2 separate regions of the Mus musculus genome follow, and region 2 is linked to region 1. Evidence: chromatin loops called from intact Hi-C (ENCODE). Cell type or tissue: left cerebral cortex. All regions are shown on one strand. Links, peaks and the distances in the headings refer to the core of each region. The heading gives the core; the rest is flanking DNA.

Evidence for each region. Peaks named below come from ENCODE experiments on the same cell type or tissue, not always from the same donor. Only the 100,000 strongest peaks of a DNase experiment are listed, where the experiment ranks them.
Region 2: a loop joins it to region 1, with 2.5 times the contacts of the local background. A loop is called at or near these places in 3 of 42 quality-filtered maps.

Annotation. Positions count from the first base shown.
Region 1 is chr3:27,583,522-27,598,958 of GRCm38, forward strand. All of the region lies in intron 3 of Fndc3b (fibronectin type III domain containing 3B), which reads right to left. Mir3092 (microRNA 3092) reads right to left here and starts at 1,474; the gene lies at 1,379-1,474. In left cerebral cortex, for the core only: no CTCF peak of the experiment used is centred there; DNase peaks (open chromatin) are centred at 7,457, 10,097 and 10,185.
Region 2 is chr3:27,691,185-27,706,621 of GRCm38, forward strand. The region is part of intron 1 of Fndc3b (fibronectin type III domain containing 3B); the gene reads right to left. Among named protein-coding and RNA genes, the nearest start is that of Fndc3b, 12 kb to the right of the region's middle. In left cerebral cortex, for the core only: a CTCF peak has its summit at 7,809; DNase peaks (open chromatin) are centred at 5,436 and 7,713; H3K27ac peaks cover 230 bases.

The DNA of each region.
Region 1 (15,437 bases), core at 3,840-11,839:
AGTGCGTGGTGAAAAATTTAATAAAAATAAGCTGTTAGGTAGGACTCGATGTATATTCTTCAGGTTGAGTTCTAATTTTATTTTGTTTGTTTGGTTTGGTTTGGATTGGTTTGGATTTTGAGATAGGGTCTCTCTATGTAGTCCGGGCTGTCCTAGAATTCACTATATAGACCAGGCTAGTCTGGAACTCACTGAGATCTGCCTGCCATTGCCTCGAAAGTCCTGGAATTAAAGGTGAGTCCCCCCACGCCCGGTGAGGTCTACTTAATGGTAATACATATAGAGGGTTTGGTCAAGCATATCTGGATTTATCTTCAGGCCAAAACTCATCAGTGTTAATCTATGAGTTATAAAAATAACAAGGTCTTATATTTTTACTAAGGATCACTGTTGTTTGTATTCTGACACACATGAGAGAGCTGAGCCACACTATCGAGTCATATATTCAATCACTTCTGTAACCTATGACTGTCCCACTCAAACAGTGGCAAACACAAATAGTCAATGTATATGTAAACAAAGCAATTACTTTACTGTCTGCATATTATCAGTGCTGGATACAAATAAAGAGGCCACATTTTTAATGTAACACATTTCCATTTCTTAAAGTATTATATATATATATATATATATATATATATATATATATATATATATATATATATATGTATGTTTTCTTTTCAAGTGTGTTCTAGCCAGGAGTGGAGTTCACGTCTATAATCCCAGTACCAGAGGGCTCTGAGGCAGGGATACTCTGAACATAGAATAAGACCCTGTCTAGGAAAATGTAAAATAGAATTCCAATACTGATTATTTTCAAAAGGAGAAATTTCTGACGTTATAAACCAGGAACATAGAACAACTTCAAAGCTGATGCTTTCTTGAGACATGGGAACAACATTTCAGGCCTGCGTTCCTCTTATTGCTGAGTTTGTGTCCGTTACAGCTGACACCAGCTCCACATGCAGGCCGGGAGAATGTTCCCGATGACCTGGAAGGGCTCTCTGCATGGAGTGGTAAGGGTCACACCCAAACACCCTAAGCCGCAAGACCAGGGTTTCACAGTTCCTCTCCCTGCGGTGGTACAGTAAGTCGGATCATCCTTAGTTTGGAAGCTCAAGTCACAGAAGCTGGGTTACTTAATCCACTCTGGGTAAGAAGGAAGACACTAAGAAGCCACAGTGAGGTGCTGGTTGGGAAGAGATGACATCTCCATGGTGACTCATAGGAAGTGCAAGAGAGGACAGGGTAGGGGAAGCCGCAGAAATGGAAACTCTTGGACCTCAGCCTCACTCCACCTTCCCCGTGGAAGCAGCTCTGTACAAAGGAGGACGCTGGACTCCTCACTCTCCCCTGTCCTCTCAGCCTTGGGCTGGAATAAGATTGCAGGACAGGAGGGGAAACAGCCCCATTCCCAGACACAAAGATCAGGAAACTGGGAGAAAGGCATTTTCCCCTCAGGTCCAGCCTCTTACAGTTTTGCCAGGCCTTTGCAGGGCTATCAGGGCAGCCAAGGCGTCTGGGGACAGTTTCCTGTGAGGTCACCCCACATGTATCCTACCCATAAATCTTTAAATTTTGAACTGAACCAAAAAGATGACTATTTGAGATGCTTTTGCAAGGATGTCATCGAACAGCTCAGACCCCAAATCTGGAGTTTTGTTTTTTTGGTTTTTTTTTTTTTTTTTTTTTTTTTTTAAATCATCAGGATGGTGAAGAGAAACGCACTTCGGTCTCAGACTTATTTTGATTAAAGTGAAACAGAGGAAGGGACACAGACTCAACTTCTTGCAGTTTCTGTAAACAAACAAACAAGCAAGCAAGCAAACAGAGCAAATTGACTCAGCTCTGCAGGAGAGATCACAGCCCTTCTGCCAAGGGAAGGACAGACACAGTGAAGTAATTTCAAGAATGTTAAAAGCATGCCAGTCCTACAAGCCACCCTTACCCCCTCCCCACCCCCGCCCCAGCTTCCAGTCTTTCTTCTGAGATACACGTAAAAACTACAGCCATTCTCTTACCTCTCTCCTCTCCCTCTCCCCACCACTTATCTTTTAACATCTGAGTTCCCAGGTGACACGAAAGGCCTGCATGTCAGAACAGCAGCATACACACTTATACCCTGGATCTCTGAGAAGCAAAGACAAGGGATTCCCACAAAACTCACACAGCACAACTATTTCCTTATAAATAAAACAAGCAGAAAATTTACCAGATGGGTTGTCTGTCTTTGTAAACAACTAAATTCTCAAAGGCAGGTCAATAGACTCTATTCGTTCATTACATAACAATAGTTGAGTTTTCTCATAGCTAGCATAAGCATATTCTAAGTAGAAGGTTAATGGGATTACTGGAAAGCACCAGGAATCAGGTTCTGTTTATAAAATGAATACACTCCTTTTCAAATCTCAATTAAAAATAAAAGACACAGATCTCTGCAAAGCATCTAAATTTCTAAATACTTGAACACAGGTATGTAAGTTTTGCAGCCCTGACTATCTCTAGCTTCCTCAACAGAACTCAACTTTAAAATGCTGTTTAAAACACACAAAGGGCTTTTCAAAGGAGAGGTCCTTTTGCAGGAGAGAGTGTGTTCCATGTCTATGCAGATGGCTTGTCACTAATCAATTTCCAACTACCAGGCGTGGTCCAGGGAAGATAAAGGGTGGGAAGAGGTCAGGACAATTTTTGAAGTCTACCTAGAAGGGAAAAAAATTAGCAGATTCTTTCTCCAGCCTGTTATAAATGAAAACATCGTGGGTTGCGTAGACATTTTAAACTTGACAGAACCTTGTGGAGAATGAAGAGCTAAGGTAACTTTGCCTGGGATGAAATCGCACACCTTCCAAGGAACAAAGTCCATTAGCTTCTCACCCACCCTCCTGGAAAGCATGCAGACACCAACTAACAGAATAGTCACAGCACCCCAGAGTGTCTGAAGTGTGTGTGTGTGTGTGTGTCCATTCGTGCATGAGTATGTATGAGAGAGAGAGAGAGAGAGAGAGAGAGAGAGAGACAGAGACAGAGACAGAGAGAGAGAGAGAGAGGGAGAGAGAGAGAGAGAGAGAAAGTGTATACACCCATGTATGTACATGCACAAGTTTATGTGCATTGGTAAATCAGAGAAGGAAGTTGGGTATCCCCCTACACCACTCTCCACCCAATTCCTTTGAGCAGAGAATTTTACTAGGCCTGGACTAGGCTGGCAGCTGGCAGGTCTCAGGGAAGCCCTGTCTCTGTTCTCCACAGCTTTGGGGGGACTGCTACATGGTCACACTATCCTCTTGTGGGTGTGTGTATGTGTGTGCATATTCGTGTGCATATGTGTGTTGACACAGGGTTTCTTTGTGTAGTCTTAGTTGTCCTGGAACTCTGTCTATAAAGCAGGTTGTCCTTGAACTCAGCGATCCACCTGCCTCTGCCTCCCAAGCACTGGGACTAACGGTGTGCACCATCTCTGCCCAGCACACCAGACTTCTTAAGATGGGTGCTGGGGCCCAAACTCGGGTCCTCAAGCTTGCACAAAAAGCACCCTTACACATGAAGCCATCTCTCCAGGCCCCTGTGCTTGCATTTTGAGTACTAAAATATTTTCTTTAAAAAAAAAAAAAAAAAAAGACCCATAAGAAAATTCCTTCCAACTGCTACCTGCTACCTGAATGGCTGGCTTGTGGCTCAGGGATCCCAGATGCTGGTGTCCCCACCGTCTTTAAGCCAGAAGGACTCTCCATCAGCTGAAGCACTTTGAGGTATTCCATCCGTGAGTTTCTCTAGCTTTCAAGCGGGCCTTCTCTTTGCCAGTAAAGTACTCTGTGAAATAATACAAGTCTAGGCTTGGGGGGGGGAAGGGGGGATGGGGGCACGCTCCTTTGGTTTTTTATAATTGATCTGCTAGTTAATATTTATTTTTAATTATGTCTATGTGTGGAGATGTGCACATGCTGGCGGGGAGGTGGGGTATGGAGGGGTGCCTGCAGAGGCCAGAGACACAAAATCCCCTTGAGCTGGAATTAGAAGCAGTCATGAACTGTCTGAGTTCTGCAGCAGCATTAAGAGCTCCTAGCCCCTGAGCCACCATTTCTCCAGCCTAAAAGGTTCTTAGATCAGGGTCTCAAAGGATTGGGTCCATAACTGCCTAGTGACTGCTTGGTATCTGTGCCCTCGAGAACATCATGCCAGTGGGATGTGGACGGAACCTGTTTCCATCATGGCCAACAGGAGACAGAGAGAGAAGATCAAAAAGACAGGAAGCGGCAGGTGTAATATGTCTCTTAGAGAACACACACACACACATACACACACCATGACCTATTTCTTCTATTTCATTTCCATTTCCAGAACATTGCCCATATAGTACCAACAGGTGGGAAGGACTTTCATATCCAAACCTAACTCCATTACAGGAAATTGCCACTGCTATCTAATAACACAACATTGGCTGCCTTTTCTTATGAGACAAGTGAGCAGAAGAATGCTAAAGTACTTCCAAGGAAAAGGAAATACGGCTTAAGATCATACATACACACACACACACACACACACACATACACACACACACACACACACACACACACACACAGAGTGTCCCATGCACACACAATACACTGTGTCTCTTCTCTCTCATTAAACATAAATAAGCAAAGTAAATCACCTTAATGGCACAGAATAGAAACTAGTCTTTTCATATATTCATAATGTACAGAAGTTACAAATTTTCATGCATGGTAAACATTAACTTTGGTATTGAAAAAGAAAAAGAGGGCACTTTCTTATTTTATAGGAAATTGTCAATTAAAATCTACGTATGAAAGCCCGTCTTCACATAACTGAACTTCATCACTCTCTGGTAGAAATGATGACTCATCCATCAGAATGTTTTACTTCTTAAAAAGTGAAGTGCGAAGATGACCTGGATCTGTGCACAGACGAGAACAGCGCCCCAGGCCCTGGGTTTCTTATTTCCAGCCTTCCTGTCACGGACAGGGCGGCGATCTAGGACACGCATCTTTCAGCGCTCTATCCTGCTTTGACTTGCCAGATGGAAGACAAAGATGAACTTTCTATAGTTCCTCCACTGCTGGGATGGCAAAGGGTAGGCTTCTCTGGGCAGAAGCTCTGCGGAGAGTTCCTAACTGAAGGCAGCACCTCCATTTCTCCTTTACAGCTCCGTACATGCATGTGATGCACGGCGGAAACAGCTTTCGGATTGTGCTGCTGTTACTCAATTCAGAGCCCCACACTTGCTGGTCAAGCGACTGCCCCAGCTTGAAAGTTAGCACGTTACAGTCTGATGCCAAGTCAAATAGAGCTTCCTGTAAGAACAAAAGCATGCTGCTGATGGAGGGAAGGCATAGCTGGCAATCTCGAGAGGAGAAAGCCACTCAAATCCCACACTGGATTCCCCTGCCCATAGCGCGTTCTTAGGTTTGTGCATGGCCACAATGAGAGCGCTACTGGACCAATTACTATGCCAAAGCCAAGACCATGCTAGAAGGCTGCCAGCAGAAGTGTGGAGAACATGGCAGCCACCGCCCTTCCATGGCTGATACCTTGGGTGAGGAATGAGGCACCATCTGTGAACATCTGTCATCAAACCCAAGAGGACACAAGAGCTTCCTGACCAGGGGTGGCCTCTTGGTGTCTTAACAAACATCCCAGGTGCCGCCTGCACACCTGGCCAGGCTGACTCACCACGGCTCTCCAGTGGTTGCTTTTAAAAGCCCAAAGGCAGTCATCAGCCTGGTGGTCTTCTTCACTCCTGCATTCTCTGTCCTTTCTACAACAGTATCAGCTCCTTGATTTGCTCTCTTCAGGGACCCGCCTTCTGTGGTTGTTGCCTATCCTGCTAGGGAAGGAATTCTCTCTCTTGGGTCCCTGAGGCTCTACACTCAAGTCACAAAATCAAGTCTGTGCTGGGTCTGGGTCTGCCTCTGTCGACAAGGCACAAACACAAGGGCCCAGGTTCAGTCCTTAGCACCCACAACCAAGCCAGGTGGGGAACTGTAAACCTGCAACCCTAGAACCATGAGAGTGGGGTACAGGGCAGCAGATTCATGGGATTGCTGGCTTGCCAGCTGTCTTAGTCGGTATCATATTGCTATGAAAAGACACCATGACCATAGTTATTCTTATTAAAGAAAGCATTTAATTAGGGCTGACTTGTGGTTTCAGAGGTTTAGGTCTTTATCCTCATGGCAAGGAGCACACAGGCAAACATGGTAGCTAAGAGTTCTACCTCTGCATCCATATGAAGCAGGAAGACAGAGTCAATGGCCTGAAGTGGGCCTTTGAAATCTCAGAGCCTACCCCCAGTGGCTCAAGTCCTCCAACAAGACCACCCTTCCTAATCCTTTCAAATAGTGCCACCCCCTAAGCATTTAAACATATAAACCTGTGGGTCCATTTTATTTAAACCACCACACCAGCCTAAGTGACAAAGTTCTGGTCCAATGAAAGACTCAGCTATAAATAAAAAAGTAGAAAGTACCTGATAGTTGAGGTCACATACACTAGATGCATATATTTAAGCACTCAAACACACACACACACAGAGAGAGAGAGAGACAGAGACAGAGACAGAGAACGCAACTCTATACTGAATCCCTGCGTGAATATACCTATCCCAAGATGCTTTAAAAGTCAGCAGCTCACTGCATCCCACCCCTGTGTAAAGAACAGACACATATACAACCTTGCTTTACGAAGTACCAAGTGAAAACACTTTGAGGCTGCTCAAGGAAACCCACTCACTCACTGGACAACAAGCCTGTTTCTCCTGCCTTTTGCTTGATTGGATGTGTTTTGAACATACTAGCCATGCAGTTTACCAGAGAGCTGCACTCCTGCCTGCTCTGTTTTCCCACCTGAGGCCTTCATATGGCCCTCTTCCTTCTTCTGAAAGGGAACTGTGCAACACTAGACAGCTTTCCTCAGAATGTAAATCAGCACTCCGCTTGGTCCTGGGGAAAATTCAAGGTTGGTTTGTTTGTTTGTTTGTTTGTTTGTTTGTTTGTTTGAAAGGAAAATGTATCTATTCTTCTGCCTGTATCACTTCAAATCTTATTTTCAGGGCTTATTGCTGGACAAGATTCAAGATCAACGTGACATTATTGTTGCTAAGAAAAGTAGCTTCCTTGCAGTTCGAGAGCAGACGCCACCTGTATACACACACTCATGCTCTCCTCTATTATATTTGCCTGACCTGAACCACAGGCTCCAAATGCCAATTTCTCTCACACTTTGAGACATTGAAGCTACATCTTGAAGATCCTCCTACTGATGAGCAATGGACCAGAAAGGCATGCCAGCTTCACGACTGCCTGTGGAAATTCAGGCATACTTTAGAGCTAAGCATCGAGAGGGTCTCCATGGCCCTGCTTGCTCAGCCAATGTGCTCGCCTCTTTTAAAGCACAGTAAGATCAAACGTGCCAGCTCTCCTCGACACCTCCTGAATCCTTACATACCATCGCTGCCAAGACCTGCCTCCTCAGATATACTCCTTGCAGAGTAACTGACATCATGCCTTGGGTATGACAAATGTGTGCATATTTGTTCCATGAGCGGATACAGTAGGTAATCCTATCGCACTACGTTGAGATGTCTGGTTATATGCACTTGGCAGAATCCCTGCCTGCAGGAATCGTTGTAAAGGTCACATGTAGGCAAAATTCTTACGTTTTAAAGCTGTAGTGAGGTCCAGGACCACACAGGTGGTCACTGACCCACAGATGGCCAGAGCCATGTTTCCAGAGCACCTGCTTCAGAGGGTATGTGCAGGGACCAGAACCTGTACCCTCAGCACGAACCTGACATCCATGGCCCACATCTGGCAAAGGTTGTGGCCAGCTAGACAGATCACATGACCATGATAGGAACAAGGGGGTCATAATTACTACAGTACCCATTTCCCCTGCCTGTGGCCAAACTAACTCCAAAGAGTGAATCCCTACAAATACACGGATAAGAAGAGGAAAGAGTGAAACGGAAATGCTTCCATTTGTAAAGAAGTAAGGGTAGGTCTGGCCAGGTTGACAACAGATGTGTCATGAAGACTGCAAAACTCCAGAGGCCACTTGGCCATGTGCACAGACAGTAAGCCATGCCAAGCGAGTACAATTACCTGTTTCAGTTCTTGAAAATGAAGAGTAAGCGTGCGCGCGCGCACGCGCGCGCGCGTGTGTGTGTGTGTGTGTGTGTAACGGTATGCAACAGGAGAGCTAGTGCTCCAGTGAATGGAACATTTTGGGATCATACCTTTAATCCCAGAACTAGAAAAGAAAGGCAGGCAGATCTCTGAGTTCAAAGCCATCCTGGTCTGCACAGCAAGTTCCAGGCCAACCAGGGCTGTAGAGTGACATCCTGTCTTGAAAACAAATAAATATAAACCTGAAAGGAACATTTTGCATTTAATACAGGCCTTTCCTTGTTTTTATTCATATATATATATTTCTTTTTGAGGTTGTTGTTTTTTCGAGACAGGGTTTCTCTATAGCCCTGGCTGTCCTGGAACTCACTCTGTAGACCAGGCTGGCCTCGAACTCAGAAATCTGCCTGCCTCTGCCTCCTGAATGCTGGGATTAAAGGCGTGCACCACCACGCCCGGCTCTTGTTTTTATAATTTATTTCATGTGTCTGCATGCACACACACCCTTGCTTGCATATATAATGGTGCATGCATGAAGGTTCAAGGATATATTGCAGAAGTTAGGTCTCTCCTTCCGGTACCGGCAGCAGGCACGTTACCCACTGACCCCCTCACTGTCCCCTCAAATGGATGGCTCGACTTACTTAATGCCTTCACATCCTCTGTTCACCTTGATCCCAGGGTTCTGGAGGGCACCTGCATGAACTAACTCTGCAGAAGAGTGGGATACGAAGGCAAACCTTTTCAAACCCATACACTAGAAGGCAAACCGTCTCTGGTCGGTATGGTATTAATGTTAAGCCACAAGGCAAAAGTAGGACAATAAAGACTACCACAGCTTTTCCTCACTGACTGAAGAAATTCAATAAACTAAATATTGGTTAAAAGAAGAGAATGAAGGTGCTCTTTACTGCTGCAGCTACAGTGCCTTTCCAAGGCTGAGCTTCCTTGGACACCGTGCTATCAATGGCCCCCTTCTAATAATTTGCCTTTCAGCAACAGAGAACAGAGCCCAAGCTGCAAACAAAACCAAGACACAACAGATAAAAAGAATAATTAACCATTTCCCTGTAATAGTCCCTCTACCACCCACGATACACGGGGCCGCCGAGTCCTGAGGAAGTCACTTCAAAGAGCAGCTTGGAAATGTTTCTGAGGAGAAGCCCTTGCACTGCATAGTCTGGGGCCCAACGTTCAGTAGGTGTCCTCTTCCCTTTGCTAGAACCATCAGCTATGTGAGAATAAATGACAGCATGAGACACGTGACAAGTGGCAGCATGTGACATGAACTCTGGACTGTCGGGTAAAATGGCGACCATGTAGAGAAGGCAAAGCATGATGGAAAAGACGAGCTGGCAAAAAACAAAATGGAGGCTTAGCAGTGGGACATTACCCTGACCTCCCTCTGTGAGAAAAGATGGGCAGAGAGGCAGATTAGGCCATGGGACCAGAGGGCAGTTGTGGAGGAACACGGGAGGTGTCTGGGGTCCAGAAAGGATCAGCAATTTGGCTGAAGCACAGGATGAATGGTTAGGAATTAACTAGAAACTCACAAGAGTTTGCTTCTCACTGCAGCAGCTAGATAAACACCACCAGCTTAAGAGAGTTCTGAGCCACATCCATCTGTCTTCATTCCTCACTAACACAATAGAAACTCCAGCATGCCCTCACCCTCCACACTGTCCAAGGTGTCTCAATGAGTGTTGGCTTGTTTGTTTCTTTGTTTGTTTGTTCTGATGAAGCCAATCTCACATCTCAAGATTGAAGTTTGAACCGGACAAGGCTTGATAACTCCATGTGTTTTCCCTAAAAGTCCCTCATTTTCTTAGATTTCAGACATTCATTCACACATAAGCAGGGACCAGCTGTTGCAATTAGCAAAGTGTTTAGACTTTCTTCTCCTTTGCCTTAAAAATACTAGAAGGAATTTCAAGCAAGATGAAACTGCCATTCAGATCTGGGGGCTTTAAATAGATGGGTTTTGTGTTTCTCAGGCTAAAAATAATAGTCTGTACACTAAACTCCACAGTGCATAAATAAGATTCAATTCACAAGACTGAATTGTGGGGTTCTGAGCAGGCGGCAGAAAACCAAGCTACAACAGGACTATTTCTGGAATAAGGCTTGGTGTTCGGGAACCTCTAAAATTGAGAGCTTTCCCAGGAAAAAACAGGTCTAGTCTCCCAAGCCCACTCGGGGCTCTGGATGCTTGGGGATCCGGAAGATGCTTGTGCTGTGGCTGGAAGAAAAGGAGCCATTCTGCACCCAGGGCCAGGAAGTGGCACCATGCTCACAGCTCCCATCCAGAGGCGCCTGAGGAGGTGCCAATGTGTGGAAACGGTTCCCCAATGGGCATCTTTTACTGTGCCATGAATGGCTCCTCAGTTCACTGCTGCACGCTAAGTTTTGCTGGTAAATAACACATTCCTGAGACATACTATGTCAACTCTGAACAGGCCTCACAGGAGGCTCCTACCAAGCTCTTTCAGTGGTCCGGCCACAGTGAAGGCTTTCTATTCTAGACCAGCAGAACGTTTACACCTTTCTAAGATGACCCACAGGGCAGCTCTAACAACTATGCAGCATCCTCTGCCAGAGGCAGTGAAATCGCTCATCAGAAGACAGCACGGATGTTCACCTCTTAGGAATTTTTGAGACAGTCTCAACATGTAGCCCTGGCTGGCCTGAACCTCAGAGATCTACCTGTGTCTGCCTCCCCAGCACTGGTGTATGCCACCATGTCTGGCCCAACTCATATGTCACAAGTGGACTTTAACTTGAAACAATTATGGTCAAATTGAGGACTCCTGTGAGAGGAGAAATGAGGCTTGTCTCTAGAAGACAATAGCGGATAACACATGTGAAGCAGAAGAGAGTTCTCGAAGGTCCCTCAACCTCCCCCAGCACAGTAAGTGCTCCCTCCCCTGCCCATTTACCCCTAACACCATACACTAATTTCAGCTTCGTTTTCTCTGATTTCTGAAAAGGGGAATGGAAAATTCTTAAACTCCGTCAAAGAAAAACAAAAACAAAACTTTCCAGTAAATGGTCTTAATGGAATTCTCCCTGAACAGCCTAAAGAATCACTTTAGTGCCCGTTATACAGTGTTGTACAGAGAAACTCAGAACTAAGATTACATTTACTAGGCTGTAGAGAATAAGGTAGAAAGGTGACCCCCTGTCAACTGAAGTGGAATGTGGGCACAGGCTTGAGGACACTTTGTGGTGTCCACATGTGGCCAGGGGCACACATACACGCAGCATTCATACACAGGTGCGTGCACATGTATATGCATACTGCACAGACACACAATGATAAAATACACTCATAGTTAAACTGGTATTACTCTGACTAGAAAGCATCCTGAGCAACTCCTGGGCTTTGTCTTTTATTGTTCAAACGGGTAAAAGTGGGTTCTTTCCATTTAAATTGTGACCAATTGGAAAACCAGGATACCATGCCAACTGTGTGATGCAGACAACACTGTAACATGCAACCAGGGCATGCTTTCATGCATTCGCAGCAATCTGCTTCACCCACAAGGTCCAAAGCACCTGAGAAGTCTCCAGAGTTGCTGGAAACTAATTTTCGGTTTTCCTCAGTCCAGGTTCTATGTCATCCCTTGCCCAGGATCGGTCAGACATGTTGCTTCCCCTAATAAACGCTCTGCTAATGTCAACAACGACGAAAAAATCTTTGGTTTGTCATCTATGAAAAGGAAAGCCTTACAAACAAAAAATACTCCAGAAATTGACAGACAGCTAGCTCTAGATCTGTGTGTGTGTGTGTGTGCGCGCGCGCGTGCACACACACACACACTTGTCCATCTATGCAACTCTTCTATGCAACTCTTGTCTATGCAACTCTTGTCCATCTATGCAACTCTTCCTCGATCAATCACTCTCTACCTTCTTTGGGGGCAGGGTTTCTAACTGAACCTGGAATCCCCTAATTTTGTTAACTGGCTGGCCAATGACACTAGGAGCCTCCTGTCTGGTTTTTTATGCATGCGCTGGGAACTGAACTCAGGTCCTTGTGTGCTCTAACAGCTGAGCCATCTACATATATCCCTACTTCTAATGTTAGATAGTCTTTACTTGGTCTCCATAAAAAGAAAAATCTAGAACTTGACATCTAAGTAATTTGGGGTCATGATAAATACACTCAACAAAATGAAAAACGAACTCTCCCCTGGACAATGAAAGGAAGAAGCCATTAAGATCTACTAAGTGGCTGGGGTGGCCCAGGATCTGAACTCTGAGAGCAGAGCACATGTTTGCGGCACAGGAAGTTTCCTTTTATGAGAAGGAGGCACACGATGACCGACAGAGCACAAACACAACAGAGCTCTCTAAAAATAATAAACTGTCGATGCTTCTTGTTGACCACAGCATACCTATTATTGTTACAAACAGACCTACTTCTGCCAGAGTCCATTAGGTGTTAGCTTCCATTAACATCCGGGTAAAAGGGCACTGCAGCAGCAGGCACACATGGGTAATGCCACATCTGGTGCTCATGGGATGTTCTCTTTCTCCCCCCCCTCTCTCTCATTTCAGAGTCCTTTCATCAATAATAAGCTGCTTTCTATTTACTGAGCTGCAAGAGCAGCCCTGGGAGTCAGAAAGATGCTCTGTACTTTAAAATGTCAAGAGAATCCAACTGCCAGTCCCTCCCTAAGCCTTCCCAAGCCAGCTCATCACTACAGTGTCACTTATCCATGGCAGTGCATAAATAGACTGTGACAAAGCCATCTTAGTCTCCGATGAAAAGAATGAGGTGAGGAAGGCTGTGGACATCAAATTTTCCATTCCCAATGTATGTCACTAGAACCAAAAATAATGGGGCAGAAAATTCTGCTGAGCCGGAAATGTGACAATGCTCAGTGTCGTAGAAATAGGTCTTGTTGAACCAGGTGTTTTTGAGGTGTCCATGAGTACATTCTAAGCATATCTTAACATAATTAGCCAAAAGGTTTATGCTTTTGTCTCGTGTGGTTATGTCTTAGTAAAGAGGGGGCTGCATTGTGAGCTTTTGTACCCAGAGATCGCCATGGTCTATTTCAGAGCATCCCATCATGGCCTCTGCGGGGTGGCAGAGATACACCTAAGCCCTCTAAGGGCCTCCTTTCTTCTCTCACTGCCCACCACTGTTCACCAGGTGAACAGAGAGGACATTTAACATTAGAGTAACACTATAGCAGTTGAGGTAAAAAGTGGCCCCCAAATTTGCATCACAAAATCCTACTCTCTTTGTTTGAATTCAAAACTAGCTCTTTAGCAAAACCAAAACAGGTTCAGTGGGTAGAAACAGGGATCTGAGTTTGGATCCCTGGGACCCTTGTACAAAAGCCAGTACTAGTGGGCAGACACAGGTGGGGGCAGTGCTAGGGGGGCAGACACAGGTGGGGCCAGTGCTGGGGGTGGGGCACACACAGGTGGGGCCAGTGCTGGGGGTGGGGCAGACACAGGTGGGGGCAGTGCTGGGGGTGGGGCACACACAGGTGGGGCCAGTGCTGGGGGTGGGGCAGACACAGGTGGGGGCAGTGCTGGGGGTGGGGCAGACACAGGTGGGGCCAGTGCTGGGGGTGGGGCAGACACAGGTGGGGGCAGTGCTGGGGGGCAGGCAGACACAGGTGGGGCACTAGGGCTTGCTGGCCAGTTCACACTCTAGCCTGTCAATAGGTGAGCTCTGGGTTTAGTAGAAGACTCCATCTCAAAAAACAACAAGAAAGGCAATGGGCCACTGAACTACATATACAGGTGTACCCCATGGCGCATATAAGCACAAACATGAACACACACACTCTCATGCATAATGTTTGAGCTGGGTTCTTAAGGAAGTACCAGAGAGAGAGCAGATAAAAGGAACGGAGCAGAAGTCTCCTTCTGTACGATACGTGGGGTCACGGTCTCCGGGCTTACCTGTCTCCTGGATGAGGTTGGGGTCCGTGACCTGAGAGTGAGAAAGGTGGCCACAGCAAACAAGAAAGGACTCATGCACAGCCAAGAGTCCTGTCCTGGCTTGACTCTCTGAGCCCACCATTAGTCTTCAATACCTGCCCTGCCCCACCCATGGAGCTCCTCTGTTCTATGTGGCATCCACAGCTTGCTCTTCTGGGCAAGAGGGAATCTAGGGACAGAAAGTAACAAGCGCCACCCCCCACCCACCCCCTTCACCCTCCACCCCACCCAGCATCCTTAGGTGACAGCAGCACTCTGCCCTGACTTAGAAATGACAAAGAAGTGCTACCAGGTCCTAGAAAGGAAACTTGTGAATCCTTATAGGAGTGAGAAGTAATTCCACCCACGGGGGCTGGCGTTTCTAATACCAATGGGGTGGGGTGGGGGTTGGTTTAAAAAAAAAAACAAACAAACTTGCCAACATGTCTTAATGTATCATTTATTTAACACATAAATGCGATTCAACAACAGCAGCAGCAGCAGCAGAATTCTGATCTGGATGTTAGAAGTTCTGGCTGAAGGAGACTGCAAGCCCTGGTGTGAAGCCTTGCCCCTGTGTTGCTGCAAGGGCAGGCGCAGTGGCTGCAATGGTGCGTGCTCTGAGGTTACTTCAGTTTGGTTTGGTTTGGCTTGTTTTGTTGTTGTTGCCTTGTTTTTCCTTCACGTGCTGGTGATTAAACCTCAAGACAAATGCTCTTCCACTAGGCTACGTCCCAGTGCCAACCCCTTCAGTTTCTAAACCTCCCACTTTGAGTACAGCTAAGCAAAGAAATCGTCTCCTTTGTGGTAAGAAAAACAAAACTAGGTTTTTCCTCCGCACCGTTTAAGTTCACTTTAAGTGAACTTTCAGTGGGAGAACGCGGTGAGCCATGTTTAAGGTTTGAGTGTAAACTATCCCTACAACACTTGCTCTCCAAATGGTGCTGCTGCTTTGCAAAGCCAGCAACCATTCAGGGGGTGGAGCCTCGCTGGAGGAAGTAGGGCTCTGGGCAATGGGTCCACTTCCTGATCCACTGAAATGTGAGCAAGCTGCCACCAGAGCAGCACATCACTGCCATCGTCACACCCCACCCCCACCAAGATGGACTGTTTCCCCTTCAACTGAGAGCCACCCCCCTCCCAGCAGCTGGTTTCAGCTAGGCGGGGTTTTTTTTTTTTTTTTTTTTTTTTAAATCAAAGCAATGATAGAACTGACAGAGTCACCCAGCAGAGGGACTGAGCCAGGGTGACCCACTGCACACATGCTGCGTCCCTCATCCACTGCTGGGTGGCACAAGCCCAGGCATCACAAAGTCAGCCCCTGCAGAGAGCATTTCTGGCTGCTGGTCT
Region 2 (15,437 bases), core at 4,668-12,667, 110 kb after region 1:
TTGCGTAAGCTATGTGGTGTGAGTATTTATTATCTGCAAACACAATAAACCTTGCCTAAACACTCTCATTCTTTCTATCTATCTGCACACAAGTTCAGGGAGCACAGTTGCTTGCTGTCTTTAGTCAAAATTTTCCTATAGTTCCAAGAAAATAGAATTAGAACATTGCTTTCAAGTGAAAAAATCTAACAGAAATGTCCTACTGGTTCAAACACATGGCATCCCTATGTCACAACAGATGTCTCCCTCTGTCATTAAGTCACTCATTCAATAAACACTAACTGAGCATCATTGTTTGCCAGACACTATGTACAAGAGAGCAAGAAACACACGGTACCTGCCTTCAGTGGATCTAGATCTTTAGTGGGAAACTAATGGGAAGAGGAATCAGAAGTCTGTCCCTTCCTGGCCACCGCCCTGTCACACTCAAGCACCACCCTGAGCAGACTGCAGATCCTAAACTTCAGGTCCTGCCCCAGCCCATGTGACTCATCTGGTCACGTCATCTTCCTCCTAACAGGCAAACAAACATATGACATGGACCATACTTAAAGATTCTCCCCATTATGGAAGAAAAAAATCAGCTTTATAAGCTCAGGGGTACAGAGGAAAAAATGTAAAAATAAGTTTATTAGTATCCAGAATCCATACAGGTCAGAGTTTACTGGAGAGGAGTTGGGGCGGGACCAACTTATAAAAGGCTTCACCACAGCCGGCCACTAGCACCAACTCAGAACACAGGACTACAAACCCACAGGCCAAAGCAGTGAGTCGGACGCCCAGAGACGAAGCTCTGACTGGATGAAGATCCCATCTGGAGCTGGAGAGAGAGCTCTGCAGTGAAGAGCACAGACTGCTCCTGCAGAAGATCCAAGTTTGGTTCCCAGCACCCATACCTAGAGGCTTGCAACTGACTGTAATTCCAGTTCAAGTGACTTCTCACCCACTTCTAGCTGCCACCGCACCCTCACAATTTCTTGAAAACAAAACAAAACTACTATGAATCTTTTCTAAAAGTCTCCATCTCATTATTTATACCTTTTGTGGGGGGCTTCGGGGGTGCGGAGGCAGGGTAGGTCTGCTTCAAGACTGAATCTTAAGAATCTCAAGAAAGAAAATTTAAGAAACATCAGTTGGTGTCCACACTGTGAACAACCACCACAGTAATAATAACTCTACAGAAAGCAAGCATTGAGTAAGAAGGAAGTACTGGTCATTTAGAACAAAGATCTCTCACTGTCTAAGCAACTGACTTCCTGGCTAAATTGTCATTCCTAGAAAATCAAAATATGACTTCCCTAATGCTAAAGATCACAGGATGGCTAACTGGTTAGAAACTTTCCTCAATGAAGGGTCTTAATGGGTAAAAGAATCCAAAGGACAGGAATATTCGCCAAATCGCTCTGATTGACTGGATGATAAACATCCTTACAGGCAGGCATTAGAGCCGCATCCTGGAAAAATAAGACAGCATTGTGCTCAAGGTTAAACAAGCTTAAACACGTTATCAAGTAAAACGTGTTCAATGATTGCTTTTCCATGGCAAAATGAGTTATGTTGTTGACTAAGAAAAATAAATAATCGTGCCTAACCTGTGTCTGGGCCCTAATTTCTTGCCAAACTAAAGCACATTAGATACAGTTCCAACGCATGTGTCACTCTATGCCACTCTAGATGGTAAACAATCCATACAGCCATTTTTAAATCTAAATATCCAACCAAGCAATTTCTCAGGTCAAAAGTTTTACTCCCAAATCTTTGGCTAGCAGGAGAAAAATTTCAAGGCCGTTTAATGCTTTTGCTATATATAAACCTCAAAGCCTCCACCCCGTGTCATAAGTCATAATTAGTGTTGAGAGTTCTGAGAAGTGATCTCAGAGACACCCCAACACAATGGTCCGTGGGCCCCTGATATGGGAAATGCCACAAAGAAAGCCTAATCATTTTATAAATGAAATATAAAATGTGGAAAAGGTTAGAGAAGCATTCCCTCTGGAATATATCAGATCGTGTACTATCATCCAAGTCACGAAGTCATGATGCGGATCAAGTATTGACTCCTTCTACGCACTTGTAATCAATGAGGCAAATGAACATTGGCAGCCATGATACTGGTAATAACACTAATTAACGTGGATTACTTGTCAAAGGTAAAGGGGCCAACACTGTAGGCAGCCCTGTGCCCAATGCTTTCCTAATTAGGACAAAGAGAAAGGAAATTGCTGATGAAAGAAAGCACCTCAGTCCATTGCTGTCTTCCTTCAGAGATGTGGGAAGGTCCTGGCTTCCCAATGCACCATCTCAGACAGCAACACGAAGTTCTACATGGACACACCATCAATGTAAAACGAGCATCCGCCTGAGCTACAGTGCCGTACACAAGGTTGTCTCCAGTATGAACTACAGAGCCATCTCCCCCTGGTTGAAGCAGCTGCCCTCCGCCCCAGGGTTACCCATGATTATAAGCAGGGCCTTGAGACTCCAGGTCTTCCTCACATGATATATTTCATAGATATTGAGACTTTCAGAGTGAATTACACAACTAAGAAGCCATAATAAAACATCTCAAGAAAACAAAAAATCTATCAAAATAGAAATAAAGCCATAATTTTTTTAAATGGTTATCAAACTGAAAGAAAAAATCTTAAACATGGCACATATGATCAATCCCTACAGAGTCCAAGTCACCCATGAGACTAACTCTCAAGGCAGCAAGGCGGCCATAGGTGACAACACGCTAACATAATTTTTCTCTATTACAATACTATTTTTTTCTTGTTATAGAAACCACAAATCAACTTCTTGTCCTAATGGGTATACAGATTTTCTCCAACATGAATGTTGCGCGTGAGCACATATATGTGTTCGTGAAAGGGTCTCACGTAACCCAGGCTGACCTCAAACTCATTACACAGCCTGACGATGGCTTGAACTCTTGACCCTTCTGCCTCTGGTTCTTGGGTTCTGAGATTACAGATGTGTCCTAGCATGGCAGTCTGATGCCATGCACGAGAGATCCGACCCAGGGCATCAGGTCTGCCAGGCAAGCCCTCTACCAGCTGAGCCACTTCGCCAGCCCGAGTGTTGCTTATGAACCTGCACAGTGATCATGAGTCACAGGCTGCCAACTACCAGAGTAAGGTGTGGAGCAACTTGCAAACATGGTTGAAAGGGGAGGGGAGAGAGGGGAGGGAAGGAGGACAGGCCAAAATTGGGTCATTTCTGACATATAATAAATAGGAAACGATGTCTTCACACCTAGCTTGCACAGAAACCTGTTCATGATTTCCATATGGGAAAGGGCCAAATGTTCCAATAATTAAAAGGAAAAACTTTCAAGTTTTTAAAATGACTCTTCTTACTCTAACAGTGAGTCTCTATGGTATACTGCTGAGATTTTTTTTTTCCCTTCCTCCTTGCAAGTCAGAAAATTAAATTTTCTTTCTTTCCAGCCAGGGGCCACTCAAACAGATCTAATGGGTGTAGACAGCACTTCCTGTCTACTGTAAGAAAATAATGGGATTGCCATTATTAACATGGCCCCAGGCTTGCACTCGGGCGGGGCTCGGGAGGGACTGGCCTTCCCTTTCCATCAGTGTGCCTGAACGACTGCCCAGTTTTGGAAAGGAAAGGGGAATGTTATTTTTTCCCCAGCATGAAGGCCTAACTCGAGCTCACTCACACTCGTGAAGCAAGACAGGCTCCGGCCCCTATCATGCCTTCCAGGCAACTGTGTCTACAAAAGAACCCGTCAGTAAACAGCGGGCCACGGTTAGTGCTCTTCTCATCTTTTCTGTTTGTGAAGCGAAGTCTCTCATTTACAAGAGGTCAGTGAAGGTAGTAAGGCAGCCTCACTCTACAGCCTGAAACGATGCTAGTCATATTCTGTGTCATTTATTATTTTCACCACCACCACCACCACCACCACCACCACCACCACCACCACCACCACCATCATCATCATCAACATCGTGCATGTGTGAAGGTCACATGACAACCTGGTAGATTCAGTTCTCCTATACACAGTTCTGGGGATAAACTTAGGTTGCCAGGACTGTGCCTAGAATACTTCTAAGCTGCTGAGCCATCTTGAAAGCCCTTTAGGTCACTTATTAGAAAGGACATCCAAAGTTACCTCTGGGTCCTCACTGTTCCTTGTCAAGGTGTTCTGATGGAGGGGAAAGAGGGAGGGAGAGAAGGAGAGAAAGGGAGGGGGAAGAGGGGTCTGAGGTGCTAACTCGGGCATGAAAGGCCAGCTCTGGGGTCCCCATGGTCTCACTGACTCAGGTCAAGGCTGGATCTAATGTTACAAAGAAAGACATCCACAGAAAGAGAGAAAGGGTGGAAGAGAGGGCTTCCGCCTTAAACTTCCTTTGATCTTAGACAGAGAAGATGAAGAAGCAGATGGGTCACCTATATATACTTGAAAAAGAAACGAGCTCTCTTTACCGAGGCAGTGAGAAAGCAAGATGGTAGAAGGAATAAAGCCACCAGAGCAATGCTTGCCCTTCAGAGCCACCCTCCCTGCCCATCCCATTCCGGCACACAGTGCTTCCCCCCTGCTCCGCCTCACTCTGAGCCCCACTACCTCGCTAACACAAACTGCTCCGGAGTGAGGGCTAAGCGAAGTCACATGATCAAGGACACAGGAGGAGTCACAGTCCAGAGGAAGGCAGATGTAGACACTTCAAACCACTAAACTGTTTAAGTAACTACCATCCCACTGTGACAGGCTCCTCAGCAATCTCTGAGGGCCCTGAGGAAAAGTGACAAAATAGTAGGATGACAGCCATCATCTTCTGAGCAGGTGACAGCCCTAAGCAGTCCTCCTGACAGACTAGACCCAGACTGGACAAAAAAAAAAAAAAAAACAAAAACGGGACCTCAAGCCCAAACCCTCCGGGCACTCTGGCTCAGCCGGCGACTACAAATCATTGAAGTTAGGGTTTCTCTTCTTACCAAAGCATGAATTCCAAGCTAAGCGAGTAATTTCCCATGGCCCCCAAGTATGAAAACTATGTGATAATCATCTATTATTTATGCACCAGGGCTCAAGAATGCCAAAGAAATGGTTTCCGTAAAAAGCTGCTTTCCTTTCGATCTAACATGTCCTACAGTTTAACTTTCCAGACCATCATTCTATATTTTCCTTCATGGGAAAAAAAAAAAAAAGCATATATTTGCTGGCCATGATTTCTTGAAAAATGTTACAAAAGACTAGAAATCGAAAGTCCTGAAGACAAACAAATACCTCAGTCGGTTTCATTGCTTTGTTTTAGGGAAAGAGAGGAGTCCTTGGTTCATCTCCCAAGCATCTGAGAACAGCACAGAGCTGTCACCCACGACTCAGTGACTGGGAAAATGTCGTCCCACAAGTGCAATAGGAACAAGTGCACTCACTGTGGCTGGTGCCATGTCCTTCCTCAAGCACCCACCTACACACCAGTCTGTGCCCACTCCCAGCTCCTCAAATGAGTAAAGACAAACTTACCAAACAAGGACGGGAAAAGCAAGCACGTGGGACCCAAAAACTACAGTCAAGAGAGAGAAGCCAGAAGACTCCCTACTAGAGACACTGATGGGAGCCCTCTATTCTTTCCTCGCCAAGGGCTAGGTCCTGGTGGATTTAAATACGCTCTTAAAACTTTACTTAGCTGAATTTCATTCACTTTGGTGTTTGGTCAGCATGTATGTCTGGTGGGGGTATCAGATCCCCTGGAACTGCAGTTGCAGGCAGTTGTAGCATGCGGATGCTGGGAATTGAACCTGGGTTCTCTGGAAGAGCAGCCGATACTCTTAACTGCTGAGCCATCTCTCAGCCCTTAAATAAGCTTTTAAGAAGCATGACGTAATTGAAAAGAATCAGAAGGTGATACATAAATAGAAAGTAGCACTGTTTCCATGTTGACTTGAATCTAAAAAGCAAATGAGAAAAGCTAAAAAAAAAAAGTTACATTCTACGATCTCTCATATTCCACAGGTACCACTATCTAAGGATGCAAGACGGATAACAAAGCAGGTTAAAATTATGTCCAGAAACCAAACAAACCTGTAAATAACTGTCTCTTCAATAACGATGAAATGCTATGGCAATTTTATATACTGCTAAGTATAGCCTGAAGTAAACTATAAGCATCAAAACTTATTAATATGTTTCTTCCACCATTATCACAGACCTCTCCTTAAAAAAAGAGAGATTTCTAAGAATGAGTTTACTTCCTAAAAGACTATGACTTCATCATAATTTCCTCAAATATGAGTGTAGAGGGCAGAGTTCTGTGGTGTGCACCTGTAATCTCAGCACTGAAGGATCAAGAGGATCACTGTGAACTTGAAGCCCCTGGTCCGCTCTGTGGCTGTCCTACAGTCCTACAGAGGACTATATAGCCAGCCTTAGTTCAAAACAAGGTGGGAGGCGGGGAGAAGGTGGGGGTGGGGGGGAGACACGCAAGCAAATTTTGGTGTCTCTTACCCAAAATTAATTAATTAAATCTTCACTTGTAGGTGATAGTGGTAAAGCATTTGAGAAACAAGCCCAAGTGACTAAACACAAACAGACAAAAGGAACTGAAGAGAAGGCTCAGGGGTAGGAGTGCTTCATGCAAGCATCAGGATCAGAGTTCAAATCCCCAGATCCACCTAAAAGCCTGCTGCGGCCACAGGCTCCTGTAACCACAGCACAATGGGAGGTGGGACAGGAGGACTGTTGTGTTTGTGGCTGCCAAGCCAGCTCCGGGTTCAGGGAGGGTCCCTGTCTTAAGAGAATAAAGCAGACAGTGGCCTCCACCCCAGATATATATGTGTGCATACACACATTCACAAATGAAACACTCTACTCCTGGAGTTGAAATATATTTCTTTTCTTTACATCTTGTGTGGAAAACAACTTGATACAAACGAAACACTCTTACACATTAACCTTTCTTCCCGTTGTCATGAAGGATGTACAACCAACCAGGCCAGCCTGGCAGCTAAGACAAGCTCCCTCTGAGGAGGGGACCAATGACATCAGAGCATTAGAGACCACTTCTGTGGGGTGCTGCCTGTGTCATACACATCCACACAGGAAAGGGATCTTAACCACTCGCACCCATGTCCTTCTGCACTGTGACCAGGTCCCTGTGCAGGAACACAAATGATCCTTGGGTGGTGATCCTTACAGCATCCACACGGGCTTTTTGTCCACACAAACTTTACAAGGACAGAACCCAGCAAGGCCTCACTACAGACTCTGTCCTCAACTCACCTCCCATGAACTCACTTTCTAAAGATGGAGTACAGAGCTAAGTACTTCTAACAAAGGAAGCATTTAAGGCTGCCAGCTTGCCAGGTTTAGCCTTGGCTGTCCAGGAAGGTCCAGGCTCCAGGCTCCTCTGAATCTTGAGGTCACCTTTAATTAACTGCAGGAGCCTCTCTCCAGCAATAAGGAGTCCTGTATGTCCCAGACCTCTGGCTGCTTTGGTATAACCAACATCACCACACAGTTCACTGTGAAAACAGAGACAGGTCAGTAATTGGAATGTGTTTGCTTTTCCAGGTGCAAATTAGGGGTGCAGCATCTCACTCCACAAAGCAGCTCAACTCAAAGACACAGAGGTGACCTTCATGAGAGTGAAGAGTCTCTCTGGGGTAGCACGCGACATGTCTGCACACTGTGCCGCTTCACCAGCGCCTCTCTAAGGAACTACCTCCATCCTCCCACGCTCCGGTGTCTCACAGATGGCTTTCTGGGAAGCCTACTTCTGTCCTCCTCATTCTCCCTTCCTAAACTTAAGTGGGTAGTGCAGAAAACAACCCAGGAAAAACAGCTCCCTCTTGGGAGAGCTTCAGAATAGTATTATTTTATTATACCAAAACTATAAATTTTAGGTTTCTGGGCAATAGACAAGTTGAGCACATGAGAGGCCTTCAGTTTTGCTTGGCCTTAATATTCTGCTCCCTGGGAACACAAATACACACTGTTCCAAGCCCAGTGAAACATGCGAAATAATAAACGTGGAACCAGGTATGATTGCTTTGGTGGGATTACATGCCTGCCATCCCAACACCTCAGAGGCCAGAGGCTGAAGCAGAAGCATCAAGAGTCTGAAATTACCCTAGGCCATAAAGCAAGTTCTAAGCCATCTTGGGCCATATGACAAACCTTGATTTAAAATATATATAATAATAGCACACACATATATTATGTAATATGTATATACATGTGTATATTACATAAGTTATATTACATATATGTGTATATATTATATGATGTGTATGTATGTGTGCGTATATATATGCATGTGTGTATATACATATACATATACATATATGTAATATATGGTTACAATTTCTGAACTGGGTCCAGTTACAAGAAAAAACTTTTTAATCAAAGGCCACATTTTTAGCAAACAGAAATTTTCTAAATCAGCAATCTGAGTTGGGGAAAGTCCACAAACCTTTTTGAGAACTTTGATTTTTCTAAAATAGTAATAGATGAACAAATAAGTGTTTATTTCCTTGAGTTAAAAAAAAATCAACACAACGATAGGAACTCAAAATGTCTATAATTAGCAAGATTCTTCAAAGAAGCATCCCAGCTCAACCTGGGAATGCAGTGGTCAACACGAGGACCCTGCCTCAGGTTAAGTGCTTACACATAGCACATAGGCCCTGGGTACCATCTCAGCATCACCAAGGAAAGAAGGGAGGGGAGGAGGGAAGGGAAGGGAAAACCCAATTTAAATCAGCAGTCACCCCTATAGTCCAGAGAGACAATGAGACAATCTGAGTTTCCCAAGACGCAGAAGTCCAACAATCAACAACCCTGAAGAGGACATGCTGTGGAAAGTTGTAGATGTTCAAACTTGAGAAAACGATAACCTATCTAACATGATAGCACTGGAACGCACTGATCATGGCCAAAGAACTGGACATTTTCCCTTTAGTAATCCTTAAGCACAATGTGGCTGCTCTTCACACTCCTCCTCAACATAGGACTACGGCTCGAGCATCTTTTCCTATTGCTTGGAAAGTATAGCTTTCCTCTTGAGACAAAAGGTCACAAAAATGACCAGCCATGCATAAACACTCATGTGGTGGTGTTCGCCGAGCCACTTGATATACAGTAATGTTTATATAGAGTATACAATATACAGTTATATACGGTTATAGTCAAGAGAAACTATACCCACTTAGAGAACACGCTGTACACTACTGCCACACCCTATGAGTTCACCATTCCCCTAGACTCAGAAATAAATGGACAATGCCTTGTGCAGCAGTAAGTAGGGCCTGCCTTTGCCGACAGTGTTTGTATGAGAATGTAAGTCTTTCCATGGCATTATTCTGTGTGGGTTTGTGTCATGAGTGTGTAATTTACCCACAATGCCCAGGTTTCTCATCCCATCTCTTAAGTCACTATCTCTAGCACTACTGAGTGACTTGATGGAAAAAAACAATGTGCTTCCTAAAAGCAAACAGAGTGTCAGCGCTTCAAGAATGCAACTGTCCATGTAGATCTGAGCTCTCTGTGGCTCTCCATGAACATCAGGAGAAAGTGGCTGTGCTCTTACAGGGCCATAGACACAACAGGCTACCTGATTCCGGCAAGTACTACGAGGCCTTCGTCACTCTCTGCCAATTACTTGTCTACTGCCTCCTCTGCACTTGAAGCCAGTTAACAGGGAGGGAACCTAGGGATGTTCAGAGAGTAGAGCTTGACTTAGCAAGCAGGAAGCTCTGCGTTTGAGCCACAGGAGCACAGAGCAATGTGTGTGATGCCCATAAAGCCTTGAATCTAAGTTCTCAGGAGGTGAAAACAGGAGGACCAGGCTCATCCTGAGCTACACAGCAACTAGAGGCCAGCCTGGGCTATGTAGATGACAGAAGTCTGCCCTACCAGATCAATGTTTCATTTTTCTCATACTTCTTAAAACCATCACTAGGTACAGTAATAAGTTCACCACTTGGTCATCTTTCAGTAAGCACCTTCAAAGGGTTCATGACATATCAGAGTCCCATTTCCTTCAGAATCAAAATTTCAGACTCAAGTTGCTGGCAATAGGCTACTTCTGGTTGAATATTTTTATGAACTATAAAAAAGTTTTCTGCAAAAAATCTACCATTTCACAGGCCCAAGAGCAACACATAAGCATTCTAGTCCAATGTATCTGTAAGTATTCGTTTCAATAGTCCAGACTGTTTCTAACTCAGGATGACTTTTTCTGAGATAAGAAAACATATAATAGAAAAACCAGAGACAGCAATATTTATCATTTACATTACTTTTCTCAATTGATTTAAACAACAAAGGATAGCATTTGGCTCTTACTGCTGTCTACTATTGATGCTGTGCAAGAAATTAACAGAAGGCCTTGGACAGGAGGCGAGTGCTGTGGCCCACGTGCCCCCAGGAACCTCCCAGAGAACCTTAAAACATGAGAGAAAAGGGAGCACGGATCCTAAGAATATATTAGAGGTTTTTCTAAGTTGACAAATCTAGTCCTAGGGTAGTCATGTTCTTAAAAACAAACAAACAAACAAACAAATCCTTCAGGCTTGAGTGTCAGATATAAAATATACTGTGATGTCATTCCAGCTTGCTTTTCATTACTATGAGAAAAAACTAATGGGGGGCAGGCGGGGGTGGGAGGGGGACTATTTAACTTGTAGGCCACACTCTATCATGGAAGAAGACAAGACAGGAGCATAGAGACAAGAATTAAAGCATGGAGGGCCGCTGCCGACTGTGAGCTTCCAGGCTTATTTATGTTCAGCTACCTTTCTTACACACCCAGGACCACCAACCTAGGGAATGGGACCACCTACAGCGAGCTGGGCTCACTTTCCAACCCGGACTTCATAATTATCCATCAAGAAAATGCCTCATAGACAGGTCCACAAGCCACTCTTTTGTTTTGTTTTTTGGTTTTTGAAGACAGGGTTTCTCTGTGTAGCCCTGGCTGTCCTGGAACTCACTTTGTAGACCAGGCTGGCCTCGAATTCAGAAATCCGCCTGCCTCTGCCTCCCAAGTGCTGGGATTAAAGGCGTGTGCCACCACCGCCCGGCTTCCACGAGCCATTCTTGACAGAGGCAATTCTTCAATTGAACTTTCTCTTCCCAGGTGTGTCAAGTTGACAACCAAGATTAGTCATCAGAGATGTATTTAAAGATACTTGATTATTTCTGGTAAATTCCTCCAGTCACCAAGAATGTCTTCCTTTAGGAGAAATGGGAGATGAATACACCTCTAACCTATCTCAATATTTAATTCATGAATCCCTACAACTACACCCAAAGGCAGGGGTAGAGGCAAATGGGCAGCTAAAAGCAGCAAAGGGGGCTAGAGATGCGGCTCGGGGCAGAGCGCCTGCTTAGCAAATGGAAGGCTGGGACACACCTACAATTCCAACCCTCAGTCCCCGTCCCCAGTCTCAGCGCTGGGGGGTACAGGCAGGAGGCGCAGACACTCAAGGCATGTATCCTCAGCAGAGAGGCATGGGGCTTTAGAGGTCAGCATGGGCTAAATGGGTCCCTGTCTCAAAAGAAAAACAAAACAGTAACATCCTTAAAGTCTTTAAGGACCGACGAGATGGCTCAGGCCTGGAAAGGTGGCTTGCCACTCAAGCCCTGTGACCTGAGTTCAGTCCCCAGAGTCCTTGTAAAGACCAACTCCACAAGTTCACGCGCACACACATTTTTTCATTTGTTTGTTTTTGTTTTTTGTTTGTTTGGTTTTTTTTTTTTTCGAGACAGGATTTCTCTGTATAGCCCTGGCTGTCCCGGAACTCACTTTGTAGACCAGGCTGGCCTCGAACTCAGAAATCCGCCTGCCTCTGCTTCCCGAGTGCTGGAATTAAAGGCGTGCGCCACCACGCCCAGGCTTCAATTCTTTGCCTTATCAATCTGCCATCAAGTACTTACAGATGATTTGAAGTTAGCAAAGGCAAAACAAATGTCACCAGAGCTCCAAAACTAACAAGTTGTCGAGTTGTTCTCTCCACTTGGGGATGGACAGAAAGGCGCAGTGCTTGCCCCTCTGGGTCACCCTGAATGCAAATACAGCTACAGTTGTTGCCAGGGTGCTGGTTCAAGTTCATATGGAAGCACCAGAAAGAAAACAGCTATTTTGTGGCATCCACTGTGAGCACCAACTTTCTAGGGTCCCCTCCTTCTCCACAGGTTCCCAACAATGAATTACAATCAGCCCATGCTGTTTTGAAGGGTACAAGTTTCCCCAAGATACTAAAATGGCTTGTTCTCTTAATTAGATAACTATTTCTCTGGTGATGTATTTAAACTTTTGATCTTTACACTAAAACCTCTTTTTGGCATTATTTACTTGCAGTGGGGAGGGCTTGCATGTGTCATGGCAAGTATATAGGTCGGAGAATAACAAGGGTCAGTTCCCACCGACCACTATGCAGGCAGGCCCTGGGGTTCAAGGTCAGGTCATCAGGCTCGACTGCAAATGCCTTTACCTGACCAGCCGCCATCTTGATAACCCCAAAAGCTTCTCATTAGGAATGGGAGATCAACGTCATCCTAGCTTTGTCTGGGTAGTTTTAAAATGCTAATTAGCTACAATGAGACAAAGTACAATGAAGGTACTGCTAACAAGGTCTCTTCCCCAGAAGAGGGAAAATCCAAGGCCACGTGGGTGACCACGTGAGCCTCTGGGCTCCTCCCCTCTGCAGCCCTAGCACAGCATGGGAGTTTACAGACCTGTCCTGCTCTATGCAACCTTTCACACAGGCGCTGGGAACCTGCTCTCAGGTTCTCGGGCCTGTACCACAAGCATGGTCCTGGCTTTGTCATCCCGCAAGTCCCTAAATTCAGTAGGCCACAGGTACTCCAGTTTCACTAGCTGTCAAAGTTTGAAAGGGAAAGAAGAATTGGAGTGGCCACCGGCCTGCTCCAGGGGTGGAAGGAAGTCTGTTCTCTACACTTTCTGAAAAGATGAGCCGAGTTGTTCTGTGGGGGAGAAGGAAAATGCTTTGCTGTTATCAAAAGAAAAAGAAAAAAGTAGACTATTCCATTAACAAAGACCCTACTTGTCAATGTCTTCTTCTGCATCAATAAGGGTATGAAATAAAATTACCATCTCAGCTCAAATACAGTCATTTAACACAAGACACTTTAAATATGGCTGCCAAATTCTCAACTCTCTTTGCCTTTAGCTCAACATCATCTCACAACTCCCCCGACACCCCCACATGCGCACCCACAGTGAGTTATCTAGAAGTCACAGGGAGGATACGCAACACTATAGTCGTGAGATCTAACAGGAGTTCCGATTAGGAGCTGTGTTGGAATTGACGGTATTGCCAAGAATATTAGGACTTATGAATGTGAAATCAGCGCATCTCAACCCAGTACAAGGAAAAGAAACTCAAAGATTGATCTATGTTCACAGGAGGAAATATCCTCATGGGCAGAAGGCTGTCCACGGAACCTCACAGGATGACAGGCTGGAGTTTTAAACCTCCTCCCCCTCCTATCCCACAGCTCCTGTCCCACATACCTCTGGTCTCCAAGGACTGACCCTTGTTACTAAATCTACTACAAAGAACTGTCGGTCCAGGTGAGCCAGGACTTCAGACTGGCTTCTCCTTGGCTGGACCTCGCAAAGGGGTCAGGTAGTCCCAAGCCACCCTCCCGTGCTCAGTCTGACAGAGTGTCCCCGTCTAGCCACCAGGATCCAGGCATGTTCCGCCCCTCCAAGACATAGCACGCCACCTGCTCCAAGGCTAACACGAAGCCTCTGTTTATGGGTACTTTGCTAATTCAAATGCTGTGGTGTAAACTGGAGAACAAAACTGCTCCTCCACCACCCACGTGCATTCCCGACAGTGAAGAGCTAAGGTCTACCTGGAAAGAGTTCTACCAGGAAACACTCTCCAGCTATAGTACACTGGTGAAAAACAGCCATTGTGTCTCCAATGTCGGCAAGTGTTGAAAGCTCAAATAAAAGGCTCGGATAACGCAAGGACTAAAGCCTTGCCTGTCATTCCAGCTTGAAATCTCCTCAGAAACTGCACTTCCTGCTTCATCATCACAATGACCCTGAACTGAGAAAGCCACACTGGCCTGCCCAGGCATTCAACAATGCTGGTCCAGTCAAAACCCACCTTGCCAAACAACACAGAGAGGACGACTTAGGGGCAGGACCTATTCCACTGGCAATGAGGAGTCAGTAGAAACATCTAAGCTTAAAGTTTTATTAACTGACCACAGAAGAGAAAGTAAAGGAGTTTCAAACTGTCTCAGCACAAATCTATGGTCTCTACAACACGCAAATTCCACAGGGCCAGCTCAACTGAAACTGTCATCAGAACCAACTCCTCAATCCAGGTAAGGCTTTGTCAAACCTTTTTAAAGACAGACTAGCATGTATGATACTTGTTTTAAAAGATACAACTGAATTGTTTTTTCCTTATATTAAGATGGGGAAACCCAAGTTAAGGGAGGTTTCAAAGTTTGCCCGAGTCACATAGGGGCAAAGGAAAATGATTCCCTGACAAGCTATGTTTGCTGACACCAAACTCATACTAAGATTCAGCCCTTAATCTTTGCCTGTCACCCAACAGCTTTACGATTACAATAAGTCTCTCACTTGTATCTTGATGTCCTAACAAACTAAACCCCGCATATATCATGGTTAAATCTTGTTTCCATATTTGGCACACTCCCTAGGACACTATAATTCTATTTATAACACAGTTCTTTACCCTGATTCTGTGAAAATAGTGAAATGCTCCCCACGGCCAGGAATGGGTATGAACAAGACATTCAAACGTCTGAATGTTCTCATTAAGCAATGCCTGGCCTGTGGTTGAATTTATAACTTTCCGATAGCCGGAGGCAATGTGATTTATATTCACACTAAAATAATACTGCAATTTAAAACTGATTCATTGCCATCAGTCTCTGGGATTCTGTGTTCTGGAGTCACAATTATAACCTGTGATTATCCCTGTAACTCTGAAGGATATACAAACATTCAGGTATCTCTAGACTGAACATGGAAGTTGCTTCTTAAAAATCCTAATAAAGTGTGGGCTGCTAAGCTGTCTCAGGAGCTAAGAGCTTGCAGTGTTCCGGCAGAAGGACAGAGTTCAGTTCCCAGCACTAACCTGACACAGCTCACAGCCTGTAACTGCAGCTGCAGGAAACCTTACACCCCTGGCTTCCAAGAGTACCTGCACTCACATGAAGGGGCCCACACAGTTATACACATAATTAAAAAGAAATTTCCTTTTAAATCCTAATAAAAAGAAATTATTTCTCATTTGTCTGTTCCTGAACCATTTGAGAAATGCGTCCAAGCGACTAAACAAATAGACAAGAGGAACTGGAGAGAAGGCTCAGGGGGTAGGAGTGCCTCTATGCCAGTGTAAGGGCCAGAGTTCAAATCCCCAGATCCACTTAAAAGCCTGCTGTGGCCACAGGCTCC